Regions from separate parts of the Mus musculus genome. Here region 1 is linked to region 2. The links are chromatin contacts, found by Hi-C or POLR2A ChIA-PET in ENCODE. All regions are on one chromosome and are shown on one strand. Each heading gives the region's core, a stretch centred on a gene start or an enhancer-like site at or near the end of the contact. The rest is flanking DNA. Distances are from core to core; before and after follow the strand shown. Region 1 holds the start of Usp10 (ubiquitin specific peptidase 10). Region 2 holds the start of Osgin1 (oxidative stress induced growth inhibitor 1).

Region 1 (3,872 bases), core at 373-2,872, 470 kb before region 2:
CATAATGAAGACCTGTCTAAAACTTAAAAAAAAAAAAAAACCACTTGTCAAAATATTATTCAACAAATACGAATCGTCTGCCTATTGAAAAAAAAAAAAGCACACCAAATACAAAAGCATTTACAGATGAGGGGAAAGGTCAAACAGGCAAAGTTCAGATTTGATCTATGAAACACCACATACTTAAGAGAACGGAAGTTTCTCCTAGGATCTAACCTTTTATTAAAAACAGTTTCGAGGTTTAAATCCCATATTGCAACAGTTACTAAAACCTTTCAAAAGCACATGGTGGCTCTTGCCTGCAACGCACCAGGCTGAGATAGGGAAAAAAAAAAACTTAAGTTAGAGGCGATCGTGGACCAAGAGAAAGATCAAATAAAAAGACGATCGTTCTTCAAAGGTGGCCTCACCAGACCGACCTCACCTGCCTTGTACATACATCCACCTACCATCCTCAAAAAGGCAATTTTACTTCTTAGTTTCCCGAGAGTCGCAGCCCGGAGAAGCGGCACCACGTGCTGACTTCTCACTCGTCCTAAGTGCATCTTAGGAGAGGGGCTGCAGGAGCAGCTCCGGGCACAGAAAACACAGCAGGCAATCCGGCCTGCCGGGCCCCGACCCAGCCCGGGCTCGGACACCGTGCAAAAGGTGTCAGTCTCGGGCAAACCGGAGTATGCCGCCCCGGCGCTTCCCGGTTTTCTTTGCAATAGAATTCCCGAGGCCAGGGGCCAGGTCCCCGGCGGCGCTGGGCCAGAGCGTCGCCCGGGACTCGGCGGCTGCGGGCCGGGCACGCGGAGGCCTTCCCTGCGGCCTCGGGCGTTCTCGGGGCGGCTCGGACACTCTCGGGGCGGCTCGGGCGCTCTCGGGGAGATTCGGGCGGCCTCCGAAGCCGGGGAAGCGCGGCACTGAGGGGCGCGGCGCGGGCCTAGGCCGGCAGCGTGCCGGCGCCTCCCCCACCGCTCGCCCGCCGCGCACCTCGCGATCGTCGCCCCGAGGCCGTCCCGTGGCCCAGACCTCCCAGCCCAGACACGGCCCGCGCTACCTGTGGGTTGTGGAGGGCCATGGCGGCCCGTCTCAATGAGGTTCGGTGCTGCTCCGGCTTCTCACGCCGCGTCTCCCGTCGCCGCCATCTTCTCGCCGCACAGACACACTCGCAGCGGCCGCCGCGCCTGCGCACTGACTGCGCCGCGGGAGAGCCAGGCGGCGTTCTGCGCCTGCGCGCGACAGGTGGGCGTGCGCCCCGGGCCGGCGACCCTTCTGTCCCCAGCGCGCCGAGGGCGGCTGCTCCAGGCGAGGGCGTGAGGATGGAGCTGGCCAGGCACCCTGGGGCTGCAAGGTGGAGTTCCGGAGTGGTTACTGCGCTGGGTCCGCCTGAGCTCCGCCCTGGGATCTCCGCTGGAGATCTCCAAGGATCCCTTACCCTATGGAGCGCGCTCTTCTGACCGTTCGTTCATTCATTCATTCCTTCACTCTTCATTCTCTTCACTAGCTTGTTTTACCTGGCATTGGGGAAAAAAAGATTTTTTTTTTCTTTGTAAAACATAAAAGTAAACGTTGAAGGAGCTAGTGAGATGACTCAGCGGGTAACGGAGCCCTGCCTCCTGTACCCTTGAGGACCAAATGAGTTCCATTCTCTGGATCCACATGACGCCAGGGGAAAACCAACTACAGACTGTCTTCTGACATACAAAGGGGCACACGCAAAATAAACAATTTTAGAAAGAACTCGTTAATCCAGGAATTGTACTCCTGTGAGCTCAGTATATAGACTGCAGAGGTAGGACGATCATCTATGAATTGCAGACCAGTCTACATAGCAAGTTCCAGGTCACACACAGCTACGTAAGGTAGCTCTGTCTCGGGGTGGGGGGTGGATAGTCATGTTGATGACTTAGCACATTCTGCAAAGGGTAGAGACTCAGTAGGTGTTAGTTATTGCACACACGCAAGTGTATACACACGGGAAAGTTCTTGACTCAGCCATATAGGCAATAATAATAATAAAAACAAACAAAAAACCTTACTAAACCTCCTACTCCCAGCTGTAGACCAGGCCGGCCTTGAGTTCTGAGATCTGCCTATCTCTGCTTCCAGCGTGCAGGGATTAGGGATTAAAGGTGTACACCACTGCCGGGCCAGGAAAGAATTTTATGACAAGCCCCTGTGGGGCAAAGTTGGCAAGTTTATTAAGTAGAGGTGAGAGAGGGTACACGGGTAGGACTGAGTTTAGGATCTAGAGACAAGAAGGAAAAGGATAATGTTCAAGTGTGGGCACAGCTGCTCCAGAGAGTTGCCCTCAGGTGTCTTGGTTTTGTTTTTCTTTGCTGTGCTACACATGTAGCAAAAATTGGCTTCAAACTTTCTTTTCTTTTTTTTTTTTTTTTTTTTTTGGTTTTTCAAGACAGGGTTTCTCTGTGTAGCCCTGGCTGTCCTGGAACTCACTTTGTAGACCAGGCTGGCCTAAAACTAAGAAATGCACCTGCCTCTGCCTCCCAAATGCTGGGATTAAAGGTGGGCACCACCATGCGCACTGGCTTCAAACTTACTTTCTCTCTTTCTCTTCCTTCCTTCCTTCCTTCCTTCCTTCCTTCCTTCCTTCCTTCCTTCCTTCCTTTCTTTCTTTCTTTCTTTCTTTCTTTCTTTCTTTCTTTCTTTCTTTCTTTCTTTCTTTCGTTTTTCAAGACAGGGTTTCCCTGTAAAGCCCCAGCTGTCCTGAAACTCACTTGGCAGACTAGGCTGGTCTCGAACTCAGAAATCTGCCTGCCTCTGCCTCCCAAGGGCTGGGATTAAAGGCGTGCGCCCCATGCACATTGGCTTCAAACTTTCTAGCAGCCAAGGATGAACTGAAACTCCTGTATCTCCCGCCCCTACTTCCCTAGTACAGGGCTACGCTTCATACTCCGAACTCTGGCTCCACAAAGCAAACAAAGCAAAGCAAAGCAAAACTCTACGAGTTGGTTCAATGGTTTCTTTCTCCTGAGAATTTTCTTTTGGCCCTCTTGATTGCACACACCTTTAATCTCAGATGGCTGAAACAGAGGCAGGCAGGTCTCTGATAAAATCCAGACCAGAGACAGGCGTGGTTATGCACGCCTTTAATCCCAGCACTCGGGAGGCAGAGGCAGGCAGATTTCTGAGTTCGAGGCCAGCCTGGTCTACAAAGTGAGGTCCAGGACAGCCAGGGCTACACAGAGAAACCCTGTCTCAAGAAAAAAAAAATCCAGACCAGAATGGCTCAGATATCAAGACTCAAGACTTTTTGTTTCAGAAAATGATAATTTCCTTTGGTAAATAAAACCAAGTCAGGTGGTTTTATCAAGTTGGTTGTTCAGGTCAGGATATTGGGCCAGGTGCGGTGGCACACACCTTTAATTTTAGCACTCCATCGATAGAGGCAGGTGGATATCTTTGAGGCCAGCCTGGTCTACAGAACAAGTTCCAAGACAGCCAGGGTTATACAGAGAAACCCCATCTCAGAAAAAACAAAAGAGGGGTGGGGAATGGGAGTGCTACTAGGGTTAGGCTCAGGGTCACAAACGTCCTGGCTCCAAGTAGGAATGCTTTATTGCATTTAGCATCATTGGTGGCGGTGTCCTGAGGAAAACCACCTTTACCCCTACAGGTAACCTTGGCTTTATCAGTCTCAGTTTCGTAACTCCCAGCCAACAGGAAACACAGACTAGATCCCCAGGAGTCAGGCTGCCCACACCCATACTGTAACCTTAACTTTCTCCTTCCCCCTGCCTCACAATGGACCCACACCATGCTTAGCAGCCTGCCTGGAGGTTCAAGCCGGGTTCCTCGAGAGATGGTTGTGTTGACTCAGACAGGCTCCCTAAGCTTTCTGTGTCTCTTTCACATCAGATGTGATT
Region 2 (4,058 bases), core at 1,269-3,768:
TAGAGGGTGGGAAGCCTCTACTGTCCCTTTCTGTCCTGCAGCAGATTCTGGCTCCAGTGTCCTGGAAGAGGGTCAGTTGCTCACTAACTAGAGGGTGTAGCTGTGCTCAGAGCCTTGGAAATTCAGCTACAGTTCCTGGAGGGTGGTGTCCCCTCACTGGTGTGCGCAGGGCACAGCAAAGGCCTGGCGTCTCTCCCCACTCCCACCATATTCATTACCCAGCAACAGTAACAACACAGGTGAGGGTAGCATCCTAACAGGGTGCTTTCCTGTGCCTTCTCTCTCTTAATTCTCACGACAATCCATGTCTCAGATGAAGAGACTGAGGCGGGGGTGGAGGGAGGGCGGATAAAGTCATGCTTGCTAAGTTTCAGAGTGGGCCCATAACAGAACAGAAATTTGATCCCTGCAGGTATAACCCTACTAGATATTCCAGCACCCCTGAAAACAGCATGCCGGCCATTCCCAGAGACCTGGGCACCCCAGCATACAGCTCCTCACTGGTGGCAGCAGGAGGCCCTGTCCACGAAGGCCAGGCCCAAGGGGACACCCATATTGCTTCCCAGGAAGTGGGATGGGCTAACACACTGGGAGGACTTTGCACTCTAAGTCCAGGTCCCTCTCGCAGCTGGCACAAGTGTCACCTAGAGCTGCTTGCTGGGTACCATACACATGAGGTCACCGCCAAGCCTGACCACCCCCCAGAAGTCACACGCCCCCAAGCTGTTCACCCTCACAACCACCCACAAGTACCTGCTACTAGTTTATAAGGCAAAACGGCTTCTTCCAACCTGCAGTTCCACCCAGGGGCCTCAGTTTGTAGAATTGGGGTAAGCTGCTCATTTTGTTTAAGACAGGGTCTCATGTAGTCCAGGCTGGCTTGAAACTAGAATAAGCCTTGGCAGGCCTTGAACTGCTGACCCTCCTGCCTGCACCTCCCAACCACTCATATTACAAGAGAAAGCTGCCACCACCTCCAGGCTAGAATAACCAGTTTTTAAAAGTACTGGCATATTTCGGAGTCTCTCTGGTTGGGCAATGCTGATAGAAAAAAAAAATAACGTTCTCAAGTTGTTGATTTAAGGGGCCAGGGAGATGGCTCCGTGGGTAAAGTGCTTGCCTAACCGTGAGGAACTGAGTTCAGATTCTCCACACTCCTGTCAAAAGCAGATGTCTGTAATCCTAGGTCTGGAGAGACAAACACAGGAGGGCCCCTGGAGATCACCCGCCAGAGAGCTGAATGACAGGCTCCAGGTTCAGTCCAGGAGAGGGAAGCCTGGAGGGAAGTGGCCCTGCAGGTAACTTGTTGTACAAGGGCAGTGACTTATGGGCAGGCAGCACTCACATAAAGATGGAAGGAGAAAGCTGACCCCTGACCCCTGACTCCTGGCGGGGGGGGGGGGGAGGGGTGGCTGTCTGATTTCTACACGTGTTCTTGTGCTCTCTCTAGCAATAATAATAATAATGATAGTGATAATAGAATGAAAAAGAAGGTGTGGACAGTGACTGAGGAAGACGCTAGCCATCGACCTCTGACCCCACAGGTATGAGCACATAAAAAATGAGTTTCTCAGAAGTGGCGATAGTTGCCCTGGTGTAACACTGCAGACATTTCTAAGGTTATGAAATCGTCATGCCAGGGAGGGCTGGGAACCATATACCATTTGTCTCTAAAAATGCCACCACCACCCCCAAGAGCTGGGGGTTTCTTATCCCCACTTCATGAATGAAACTGAGGTTGGGGAAAATGGAAGGGGAGGGGACATCTCGTCTAGGTCCTAGACAGCCTCGTTTGGGATCCTTTCCCCTCCATTCCCAAATAAAGCAACAGGTAGCAGTGACAGCTGCTAGTGACACAAAGCCCTGGGGCAGGAGGAAGTGTGCAGTCAGCCAAGTGTTACCTGGCCTTAGTCACAGTGAACCCTCGTTCCAAGTGCCTGCTCCACCTGGGCCCAAGGGTGCCTGATGGCCCAACCTCCACGGTCCACCACTTTCTCCACCGCACCTTCCGTAAACCGAGTACCCAGGAACCCTCGGCTGTGCTTGTCTGAGCCTGGTACCTAGGACCCACTGGAGCACCTCGCCAGGCTGGAGACACAGTGGCCATTGGTGCCTCGAAGGAGCAAGGCTACCCATGCTCCTTCCTGCCGGAACAGCTATTTCACGAGTTAGGATTAGGCTGCTAAGCCAGGGGCCGCTGGGGGAGAGTGTCCCAGACACTTAACCATGGCCATCGCTGGAGGTGCAGGGAGGACTCCCAGAGTCCTCCTCAGGACCAGTCAGTGTACACCCCGGCTTTCCTGACCCCCGTCTGCCCACCCTTGCCCCATAGCTATTGTTTCCCACCCACAGCCTTGCCCGGACCACTCACCTGATGGATGGTAGATAGCTGGAGGGAGCTGGTGAGCCTGGGTTGTCTGGACACTCAGAGGAACTTGGTCACACGGTGAGAGACTTTGTCACGGTGCCCTGCTGCAAGAACAGGATGCCCATTAGCCCTGGGGATCCCAGAGGCTGTGCGAGGCCCAAGGCTAGCAGGGGTATTTCACAGCGGGGCAGGGAGGAGGCGGAGGCAGGGGCGGGACCAGGAAAATCACTTTCATAAGCGTGAGTCAGCAGGGGCCCCTGGGTGAATGAACTTGGCCCTGGCCAGTCTTAAAGGGCCCCTGCTGGCCAGTTCCTCCCTTCCCGGGTTCAGTTTGAAGGAGGAACTAGGGAATCTTGAAAGAGACCACTAGGTCTCTTCCTTACCAGTGAGTGGTAGGCTTCTGAGAAATAGCTGGCCAGCTGGCTTCTGAACTCCAGAAAGCTCTGATCTTCCACTCACTTCCCACCCCAGCGTGTGGGGAGAGGGGACACGGGTGTGTGCAGAAAAAACCCTCAGTCACTGGTCAACCCCGACAACTCCCACTCAGCGACTTCCTGGTTGGAGACTCTGAACAAACCTCAGTTTCCCCATCTGAAAAGTGGGGTTGAGTTGGACTCCCTCATGTGTGCGTGCATGCGCATGTGAGTGTGTGTCCGTCCTCCCTGGTCCTTATAGACTTCTCTTCCTGTAGGGGGTCACGCCAGTCTGCTGGCCGGTTCTTGTGGTCCGTGAACGGAAGCTGGGTCCTAGGGAGACATCCCTTACTGCACACTGGGTCTGGAATAGCGCTTTTCCATATGGAGCCTTGGCTCAAGAGAAGGAAGTTGGGCAGTGGTTTAGGTCGGTGCACTCACCTTGGTGGCCATTGTTCCTGTCCTGATCAGCTGTCACTCTACCACCAGGACCAGAACTGGGGAGGGGCGGTGGGGGGGGAGTGTCAGGCTCTCACTCTAAGTACCCAAGAGACTACTCAGCGATTAAGAGCACTGGCTGCTCTTCCAGAGATTCTGAGTTCAATTCTCAGCAACCACATGGTGGCTCACAACCATCTGTAATGGGATTTGATGCCCTCTTCTGGTATGTCTGAAGACAGAACACTCATATATATTACATAAACAATTCTTTAAAAAAAAAAAAGGAACTCATTAAACAAAGTGACACTTTGGTACAATTTTCTAAAGAAAAAAAATTAAGTAAAGAATACAAATTCCAGAAAAAGAAAACTTCAGAGTTGTAAAGAAAGACGGGGTCCTTGGGCCCACCTCGTGGAACATCCTTCGGCTGCAAGAGTCTTGGCTGCTAGCACAGCATTTTGATTTAAAAAATGATATTTTGTTTTTCTTGGATTAAAAGAATGATTATTCAAAATACCGCATATAGGTTTTGGGGAATAGATCAGTAGAACCTGTGCCTAGCATTGCATGAGACCCTAGGTTGAAGGCCAAGTACCATTGTGCACTGATATGTTCAAACCCTGGGCTCGGGGCTGGGAGATGGCTCAGTGGAGAACACTTGCCCAACATGCTCAAAGCCCTGGCTTCAGTCCCCAGGACTGCTAAACACACGGAACCCCTGAGCCCTAGTCTGTGCCAGCAGTCTCAATGGGAGAGTCTGTTCCCCGGGGAGTACCTAGTGCACCATAAACTGGCGGAGGGGCACATCCTGCAGGGGTGGGTGAAGAGGGACGCCA

What was found. Hi-C counts contacts between places; a loop is a spot of excess contacts on that map. ChIA-PET counts read pairs that join two places held with the same protein, here RNA polymerase II (POLR2A).
Region 1: a loop to region 2 is called in a map of v-Abl transformed pro-B cells, with 2.4 times the contacts of the local background. The contact joins the promoter of Usp10 here to the promoter of Osgin1 in region 2. A Hi-C loop is called at or near these places in 2 of 37 maps with a recorded cell type or tissue (regulatory T cell and v-Abl transformed pro-B cells). POLR2A ChIA-PET finds 5 or more read pairs at or near these places in 1 of 5 experiments (Patski).

Annotation. Positions count from the first base shown.
Region 1 is chr8:119,908,110-119,911,981 of GRCm38, reverse strand. It overlaps Usp10 (ubiquitin specific peptidase 10), which reads right to left and starts at 1,622. Exons shown (of 14, transcript NM_009462.2): 1 at 1,043-1,622. The coding sequence starts at 1,063.
Region 2 is chr8:119,435,607-119,439,664 of GRCm38, reverse strand. It overlaps Osgin1 (oxidative stress induced growth inhibitor 1), which reads right to left and starts at 2,518. Exons shown (of 6, transcript NM_027950.2): 1 at 2,372-2,518.